Linked DNA regions of Homo sapiens: region 1 is linked to region 2. Evidence: read pairs that join two places in POLR2A ChIA-PET (ENCODE). Cell type or tissue: GM12878. All regions are shown on one strand. Each heading gives the region's core, and the rest is flanking DNA. Links, peaks and the distances in the headings are about the cores only.

The links. ChIA-PET counts read pairs that join two places held together with the same protein. Peaks named below come from ENCODE experiments on the same cell type or tissue, not always from the same donor. Only the 100,000 strongest peaks of a DNase experiment are listed, where the experiment ranks them.
Region 1: POLR2A ChIA-PET joins it to region 2 with 9 read pairs; 1 of 35 experiments calls an interaction of 5 or more read pairs at or near these places.

Annotation. Positions count from the first base shown.
Region 1 is chr16:10,937,125-10,941,438 of GRCh38, reverse strand. The region is part of intron 1 of DEXI (Dexi homolog); the gene reads left to right. It also overlaps a transcript of CIITA not described here. Among named protein-coding and RNA genes, the nearest start is that of DEXI, 3.2 kb to the left of the region's middle. In GM12878, for the core only: no CTCF peak of the experiment used is centred there; no DNase peak of the experiment used is centred there; H3K4me3 peaks cover 4,000 bases; H3K27ac peaks cover 3,876 bases.
Region 2 is chr16:11,103,264-11,107,648 of GRCh38, reverse strand. All of the region lies in intron 19 of CLEC16A (C-type lectin domain containing 16A), which reads right to left. Among named protein-coding and RNA genes, the nearest start is that of SOCS1, 150 kb to the left of the region's middle. RefSeq lists enhancers at 2,158-2,297, 2,648-2,697. In GM12878, for the core only: no CTCF peak of the experiment used is centred there; DNase peaks (open chromatin) are centred at 2,118 and 2,358; H3K4me3 peaks cover 359 bases; H3K27ac peaks cover 1,762 bases.

The DNA of each region.
Region 1 (4,314 bases), core at 1-4,000, 170 kb after region 2:
TGCCAGGAATGGCCAGACTCCTCTTAAGCCCTTCGTTTGGGCTGGAAAGCTTCCTCCAGCAAAGGGGACAGCTGGTGAAAAGGAAGGAGACCCCGAGACTAAGTTACATTTGGGGTAGCTCTGTGACTTACCCCCAAAGCTTATGGAAAAAGCCTTCGCTCCCAAATCCATTTGAGGCAGAGCTGTCAGCTCCTCCTCCAGTCCTCATCCTGGCTTGATGATGACCTTGGCTTTTGGGGGATTCTCGCTTGTCCTAGAAGGATAAAGATTTAGGGGTGTCAGAAGACACAGGGAGCCAGGCACGAATCACCTTTGTACTGTGGCCCTTGGGGTAGCTGGGTGGGGATTAAGTGCAGGGGCTCTAGGCCAAAGCTGTGAGAGGAGAAATCGCAAGCAAAGAAGCCCGTACTTCCTTTTGGCCTTGGGTTTGCTGCTATTTTGGAGTCAGGTTTCAGGGTGCCCCAGCTCATCAGTTCTGCAGCTCAGAACTGCAGGGGCTGCCAGTTTTGTAGGCTCCCTTCACAGAACAGGCAGGCAGGGAGCTGGTGCCAGGGCTCGCTTTGTCTGCAGTGTTTGCAAGCGCTCAGGGGGCTCTTAGGTCCTCGGGAGAAGGCACCACAGGGTCATTGCACTGAGATGGTCAAGTCCTGTCTTTGGGGCTGTGACGAGGGAGCTTTGCATCCAGCATCCAGCCCACTGTGTATGTGAGAGGTAGGGAAATGAAGGTCCAGGAAGGAGTAAGACTTGGTCATAGTCACAAGGAAGAGAGGCAGCTAGACTCAATTAGAGAGAACACGTGAGCCAGACAAGCTGTCAGGCAGCTGCCAGGTCTGGTGAGGGTCACAGGGCAGGCAGGAACGCCTTGGCTCAGCCCCTGAGACTGGACAGTACTGGAGTGTCACTGGGCACAGGGTCTAAGTGGCAATGAAGAGGGGATGCTGAGATATGGTGGGCAAGGGCTCCTTTAGGAAAATGGACACTAATGCCATTCACCGCAAGCAGGCTGAGTCCACCCCTCTCCTGCATTACCTGGCTTTGCCAAGACAACCACAGGCAGAGGGTGTCTTAGTTCAGTCTGCTATAACAGAACACCATAGGCTGGGGGACTTAAACATTTATCTCTTACTGTTCTTATAAGGGCATTAATCCCACCCATGAAGGCTCTGCCTTCGTGACCTAATCACCTCCCTAAGGCCGCACCCCGCAATACCATCATTTGGGATCAGAGTTTCAACATATGAAGTTTGAGGAGACACAAACATTGAGTCTGTTGCAGATGGTGGTACAGGGTGGGGTAGGACCTACTGACAGCATAGCTGGCGGCAGAGGGCTCTCCTAATGGGTTCACAGTGAGATTTCTTTGAAGAAAAAGCTTCAGTTGAGCTCAGTAACATCTTAGCGAGAACCAAGTGCCAGGGGGAGTGTGTGCCAGGTGCTCTGCACACCTCCCCAGCCTGCCTGCCTGCCTGCCATCCATCCGTCCGTTCTTTTACAGAATGAATGCTTGTTGGTTCAGTACAGTGCCTGGTGATTGAACACAGTGAACAAGACAGACCAAGCCTTGGCCCTTTGGCACTTGGTGAGGAAGACTAGTAGGAACCCAAACAAGAGAATCAGATTTTTTCGGAACTATGAAGGCAGGCAAGAAGGACATGAGCTTCCCTGTTGTGTTCACTGCCATGTCCTCAACACTTAAAACTGTGCCTGGCCTCTAGTAGACGGTCTCTGTAGGTGTAGACATGGAGTGAAACAGAAGTGAAACGGTAGGATAGAGATGGTGGGCTGCTTTAGCTGAGGGGTCAGAGAAAGCCTCTCTAAGGAGATGATGCTTTTGAGCTGAGCCTTAATTTGATAGAAGGATCTGGAGAAAAGCAGTCCAGGCTGAGGGAATCAGTGGTGCCAAGACCTTCAGGTGAGAGAGAGTTGGTTTTTCCGCAACCAAAAGGAGGCCCATGTGGCTGGAGAACAGCCCCAGGAAAGGTCAGTGAGGTGGGTGGGAGCCATACCATGGAGGACCTGGAAGGCCATAGCCAAGAGCAGTGGAAAGCCATTGGAAGGTTCTAGGCAGGAGATGACACAATCCCATTCCCATTTTGCAAAAATGACTCTGGCAATTGTGGACAGAATGAGCTGAGGGGTAAGAGGGGAAGCAGGGCCACCACCTCAGATGCTGTTAGTTGTCCAGGCCAGAGGTGACAGAGGCTTGGATGAGGGGAGTTTAGTGAAGATAGAGAAACATGAACAGACTGAGAACAACTCTCAAAAGTAGAACCTATGGAATCCATTCAAAATCTGTACTGAGCATTGATTGTATCGCACTCCTGTGTCTAGGCCCTTTGCATATGCACTCACTCATTCAACAGACTTTGACCCTGCCTGCTCTTCTGCCAGGCCGTGTGCTAAGGGCCTGCGATCCCAAGATAAATCCCTGTCTCCAAGCCAAGCATTTGACTTTGAAGCAGTGTAACTTGGTGAGGAACGTCTTATTTTATCTCTTTACCACATCAACAGAAACACTTCCCCTTCCAAATGAAAACATTGGCATATTCTGAACTAAAAACTGAATCCCAAATGCTTCGACATATTTTGCAGCAAACGCTGTTTAAGCAGAAACACCAGGAAATATCTCTCAGGGACACCCTTGCAAAGCTCTCGGGGTGTCAGGGCCTGACCCTGGGAAGTGGGGAGGCCTGGAGAAGTGGTGGAAGCCATGCACAGCCTTCCCTCCTCCCCACCCTCAAATCCAAGCCAAGGAGGCCTTGCCCCCAAGTGCCGAGGAAGCTCAGAACCCCAGGGTATGAGAGGGGTAGCTAGCAGCAGGGAAGCCGCCAGGAAAGACCTCAAGATGATCTGACCGAGCCTCATCTCCAGGCCCCTTTCCATAAGCAGGGGAACGCCGGTAGTCAGTCCTGCTCTTTCTCAGCCATTCTCATGTGGTCACATGTGTTCCCCACACGCCAATCCAGGAAACAGTGACTAAGGGCGTGGAGCATGTCACACAGTGGGGCCCAGGATGAATCTCAAGATGAACAGGTGCACCTACTTTTGCTCCCTCTTTTTTTTTTTTTTCTCTTATGTGTGGACCCACATAATTCAGTTCCTCAAACATTTGCTGAGCACCTACTTGAGGAGGCAGTATTAGGGTCATGGTTAAGAGCCAGGGCCCTGGGTTCACATCCCAGGGTAGCTGTGACCTTGGGCATGCTGCTTAACCTCCCTGTACTTTGGTTTCCTCTTCTAGAAGATGGAAATAATGAAAATCTCCCTTGTTGTGAGGATTAGGTGAGATATACATAAAGCACTTAGATCTCCTTGTATATAGTAAGAGATGTATTAATATTAACCACTCATATTCATAGTCGGATACAATGGAAAGCGTGTTATACCCATGCCCTTGCAAATGTACAAACCTGCACCTATACTCATGCATGAATATTTATATCCTGTGAGCAGAAGAGGACAGGCTGCCTGAGTGCCAGGGAGGTCCAGGTCTAGCCTAGCTGGGGGAGACTTCCCACTCTGCCTTCCCAGCCCCAGGACCCTTAGGAGAACTTTCTTGCTGCCCTGTGGTCCCCAGGGCACCAGAACCCTGGATAGCCGGCTCTGTGGTTTTCCTAGAGTGTTAATTGTTGCCCAGGAGCAGGGAATGGGGAATCGGGAGCTCCCTCCTTCCCAGGAGAAAGGGCTGCAGTGGCTGGCCTGGGAGCCAGGGAGAGTCTTCACGTCCCAGCAGTTCTGGTGCAGAGGCAGCTCAGTTGGATTATTCGTCCCGGTTCCTAATGAAAGTGAAAGCTGCTGGTACCTGCCAGCCCTCTCTTGGCACACAGCGAGCTGAAAATGCAGAGACTGGAGAACGTTGCCACCAGAGTCAGCTTGTCCTGGTGCAGCTCAGATTTGGAGCTGAGGGTTATCGATGCATTGGTCTATCTTATTCCAGGATTTCCTAGGCTTCAGTTATCTCCCAACTAGGAACCACAGCTGCTCCTTCCTAACCTGGTCCCTCCTTGCCAATCTGTGGCCTGTGCTATCAGCAGAACCCCTGTGCCGGACATAGAGCTGCCCAGGTCAGAAACCCAAACCTTCCACAGGGACACAGTCAGATTTGAGTTATGGGAGATCCCACAGCCAGGGGTCAGGGCGGATGCAGGAAACCAGGCCAGGAAGCTGTGGCTGTCATCTAAGCAAGAGACAGACAATGGTGACACAGGGAGGCAAGTATACCCCCAGGCCTGGCCACCTCTCCAGCTCTGCTCCTGACATGAGGCTCACCCAGAAGGTCCTTGGCCATAGGGTACATTGGTGCCAGCTGCGTCT
Region 2 (4,385 bases), core at 140-4,139:
ATGGTAGGACACCTGGACCTTCCTGAGCCTCGACTCACTCCGGTGGGGGACTTCATAATCCAGGACACTTTCAAGACAAAAGAAGGGCTGAGACTGTTCCCACCGAGGGTGTGAACTAGCACACTCAATTAGGTTGGCTGCTTCTCCTGACAGTCAAATCAATCCTTTGAAGAAAATTAAGTAACCATTTCTCCATCAACCCAGCAACAGCTTATGGGTTATTTGCTGCAAGTAGCAATCAATTACTTTTTCTTCTTTGTGGCTCCCTAAAGCATTCCTTCCCAGCATGAAAAGGGGGCAGTTGTGAAGTGTGATATTTCCTGGACAGAGAGTGGGTCTTGGCACCTTTCTACTGCCAGGCCTATAAGCCGCACCCTCTAACATGAAGAGGAAAAAAAAAAATGTACTGGTGGCATTTCTGGGATTTGTAAAGGAAACCAGCAATGAGGTATGTAGATAATGGGGTATTTGTTGAAATTCAGTTACCCGGGGAAACTGGGACCTACTGCTTGGTTTTAAGGTTTGAGCTGTTCACTGGGCGTCCCACTACAGGTGCCACACTGATGTCCGGGCCTCTGCCGCCTCTCCACACCCCTCTGCCCACACCACCAAGAGTAACCGGCAGAGCACTGTTAAGAAAACTCTTGTGTTCTCCTAACACATTCCAGCTCCACTTCCCCACCAAGAAGCACAGGTCTGAATGCAGGGGAAGCTGTGCAGGGCAACAGTCCCAAGCCGGGCCTGGGCCAAGTGCCTGGAGTTGAGTGGTAACTCTGCCACCTTCCAGCTGTGGTGACCCTGGGCATGTGACTTTGCTTCAGTTGTCTCATCTATAGGCGGGGGGTAATAAAATAATTTTATAGCTCTACTTCATGATATGCAAGCTGGAGTATTTGGGGAGAAGGGTACTGAGGCCTGCAATTTACTTTGAAATAAATTTTTAAAAAGATTCACTTCCTCACCTCTAAGGAAAAGTATCTTAAAAAAAAAAAGAAGAGAAGCCAGGTGTGGTGGCATGCAACTATAGTCCCACAACTCAGGAGGCTGAGGCAGGAGGATTGCTTGAGGCCAGGAGTTTGAGGCTACAGCACTAAGACTAAGCCTGTAAACTCCAGCTTGGTTAACATAGCCAGAGCTATTCTCGCCTGGGAAACATAGCAATACCCCATCTAAAAAAAAAAAAAAAAAAAAATTGGGCTGGGTGTGGTGGCTCACACCTGTAATCCTAGCTGCTTCGGAGGCCGAAGTGGGAAGCTCACTCGGGCCCAGGAGTTCGAGGCTGCAGTGAGCTATGATCAAAACACTGCACTCCAGCCTGGGTGAGAGAGACTCTAACTCTCCCCCACAAAAAAGTTTGGTGGATAAAGTAGATACGTGATAAGACAAGTAGACAAGTATGAGGGTGTTCACTATACAATTCTTTCAACTTGGTTGTATGCTTGGAAGGTTTCAAAATAAAATTTTTTGGGGAAAAATGGACTTCCTAGCATTGTTGTGAAGTTCAGGCAAATTACAACAGATTTGACACAAGGTGACTGGTCAGTATGCAGAATCTGCACTCAAATTATTAGTTTTCTGGCCTCCTTTATATCACTTTTGTGTGATGACTACAGGATCCTATCATTGTGAAGATCCATTTTGTTCCCAAGTTGAATAGCAAGGATTTGAATGGAAAGAGTTTGGATGGAGCCCTCTGTAGGACTCTTTCCAGAATCTCTTAACTCTGCAGAATCTTCATGTCTCCCAGCACACTCAGGGCCACTGAGGACACTGTATCAATGCTCACTTTACAGATAGAGGTGGATAAATCTGTCACTGGCTCACTCAGCAACTATCTGAGCAGTGGCTGTGTGAAGGGTTGGCTGTCTTTGTGACTGGTACACGGCCCAGGAGCAATAACTAACTGAAAGTGCCATTTTCAGGCAGGGAGCTGAAGGCTTGGGGAGGCTGGGTGCCTCAATCTCAGGTACCCACAGGCTGGGGGAAGTGCTAGCTTTGGGCTCAGCTCTGTCTGCTTCCAAAGGTGGGGTTTTCCACAGCTACTTCCTTTCTCTCAGTATGAAAGGCACATGCCATGTCTAGTAAAATGAGGTGACTGGTTTTCACAGTGGCCAGGAAAACCAGTTGTGTGTCTTCATCTTTCCCCCGTGTCAAATTTTAAGACTCTTCTTGGGAGAATGGAGGATGAGAATTTTACCCTCCTTGTTCCCATGTGTCCAGAACATGTATGGGGGCAGCCTCTCTGACTGCTGAAGTCTACTTAAGGATGAGCAACTTGCAAAAGCTTCACTCCTTGTTCCTCTTCTTCAATACGTGCAGTTCACAGCTTGACAACTTGGTGAAAACACAATTACCAGAAACCGAGTCCAAGGGAGCAGCAGTTCCAAGTACAGTCTGGCATATCCCCTTATCAAGTGACACCCAGCTGCCAGAGACACGATCTCATCTTACAATGCATCGGTGACCACACTTATCTCTGCTCTCGGAATGCCACATTTGCATAGTACATTGCATAATTTCCTCTCTGAAAATGGCCCTGTTTAGCATGAGTAAATAAAATTGCCTAACTCTGTGAGGCAGCCAAATGGAATACTTGAGATTTCCAAGAAAAGATCTGAATACTTAAGCTCATTATGCAGCCAGATAAAGTCACATGGAATCTAGGTTCACACAGCTCCTCTTCCCCGCTGTTCAGCAGCCCAGCAGCCCAGGAACAAGGGTATCCTGGTCTTCGGAAGCCCTCTGTGATGGCTCTGCTCTGGACCTTCCACAGGATGTGGTCAGGGTCTCTCTACCCCATTTGTGCCTAGGGCTATGGGGCTACTGTGTGTCGGGTACTGGGCTACAGGGATGAAGAAGGCAGATGCATCCTTACACTGGGTGACCCTTCAGAGGCTGTTTCCTTATCTGAAAAATGAGGACACCCCTACTTTGTAGGAATGCTGTTGGGAACAAGTAAGCTGGGGTGCAGAGAGGGCTTGTGATTTTTCTCCACCTTCGTGGTATGGGCCCACCTCTCCTTCCTCCCTCTGGAGAGAAGTTCTTGAAGATGGGGCTACATCTTCTCTTTCCCTTGGATTTCCTCTGTAAGGCACCTCATCAGAAAAGTACACAAGGGTATTCCAGAGAGCAGATCCTGGCCCAGGGTATTCTCCTTCCTTAGGGGGTGAGGTCCCCAGGCAGAGGACATAGTCTAGAGAATATGTTAAAACCTCTGGGATATGCTGGGTGTGGTGGCATATACCTGTAATCCCATCCTTTGGGAGGCTGAGGTGGGAGGATTGCTTGAGCTCAGAGTTTGAAAACAGCCTGGGCAATATAGTGAGACCCCATCTCTATGACTCCTAGGGAGATAATTTTAATAAAAAAAAAATTAGCTGGGTATGGTGGCACATGGCTGTAGTCCCAGGTACTTGGAAGGCTGAGGCAGGAGGACTGCTTGAGCCCAGGAGGCAGAGGTTGCAGTAAGCTGAGATTGTACCACTGTACTCCAGCCTGGGCGACAGAGTGAGACCTTGTCTCAAAAAAACCCCCCAAAACAAAACTCACCTCTGGGATCTATATTACTAACACTGCTAGAGAAGGCATCTGTGGGTGCCACACACATCTGTGGGGGATCCTGGTACCCACAGATGCTGGCCAGACCTCAAGGAGCTCTTCTGGTCAAATGGATCTGAGCCTGGCATTCAAGGCTCTTCTAAGCAAGGAGGCATTCTCTCCTGCTAACATCCAACCCAGATTCTCCTCCGACATAGGCCAGTTGTGGGGAAGAAAAGGCTTCATAGATGGAACCGGTACACCCATTCATCACTGCCTCAGACTTTTCATTCAAACATTTCTGGGGGTGCTGGACTCTGCTTGGCAAAGAGGACCACAGAGATGGGTAAGACTTGTCCCTCAGGGGTTCCTGTCTAGCATGGGAGCCCAAAGAAGTGACAATTACATGCCATGGGACAAGAGCCACAGCAGGGGAAGACCAGGAGGATGTAGACTGCTGGAAGACAGGCCATGACACAGCCCAAGGGTCAGAGAAGGCTTCTTGCAGGAGGTGATTTATTTTTATTTTTTTGAGACGGAGTTTTGTTGTGTTGCCCAGGCTGGAGTGCAATGGCGCATTCCTGGCTTATTGCAACCTCCACCTGCCAGGTTCAAGTGATTCCCCTGTGTCAGCCACCTGAGTAGCTAGGACAACAGGCATGCGCCACCACGCCTGGCTAATTTTTGTATTTTCAGTAGAGACAGGGTTTCACCATGTTGGCCAGGCTGGTCTCAAACCCCTGATCTCAGGTGATCCGCCCACCTCAGCCTCCCAAAGTGCTGGGATTACAGGAGTGAGCCCTGTGCCCAGTCAGGAGGTAATGTTTTAAATTGATCTTGAAAGAAGC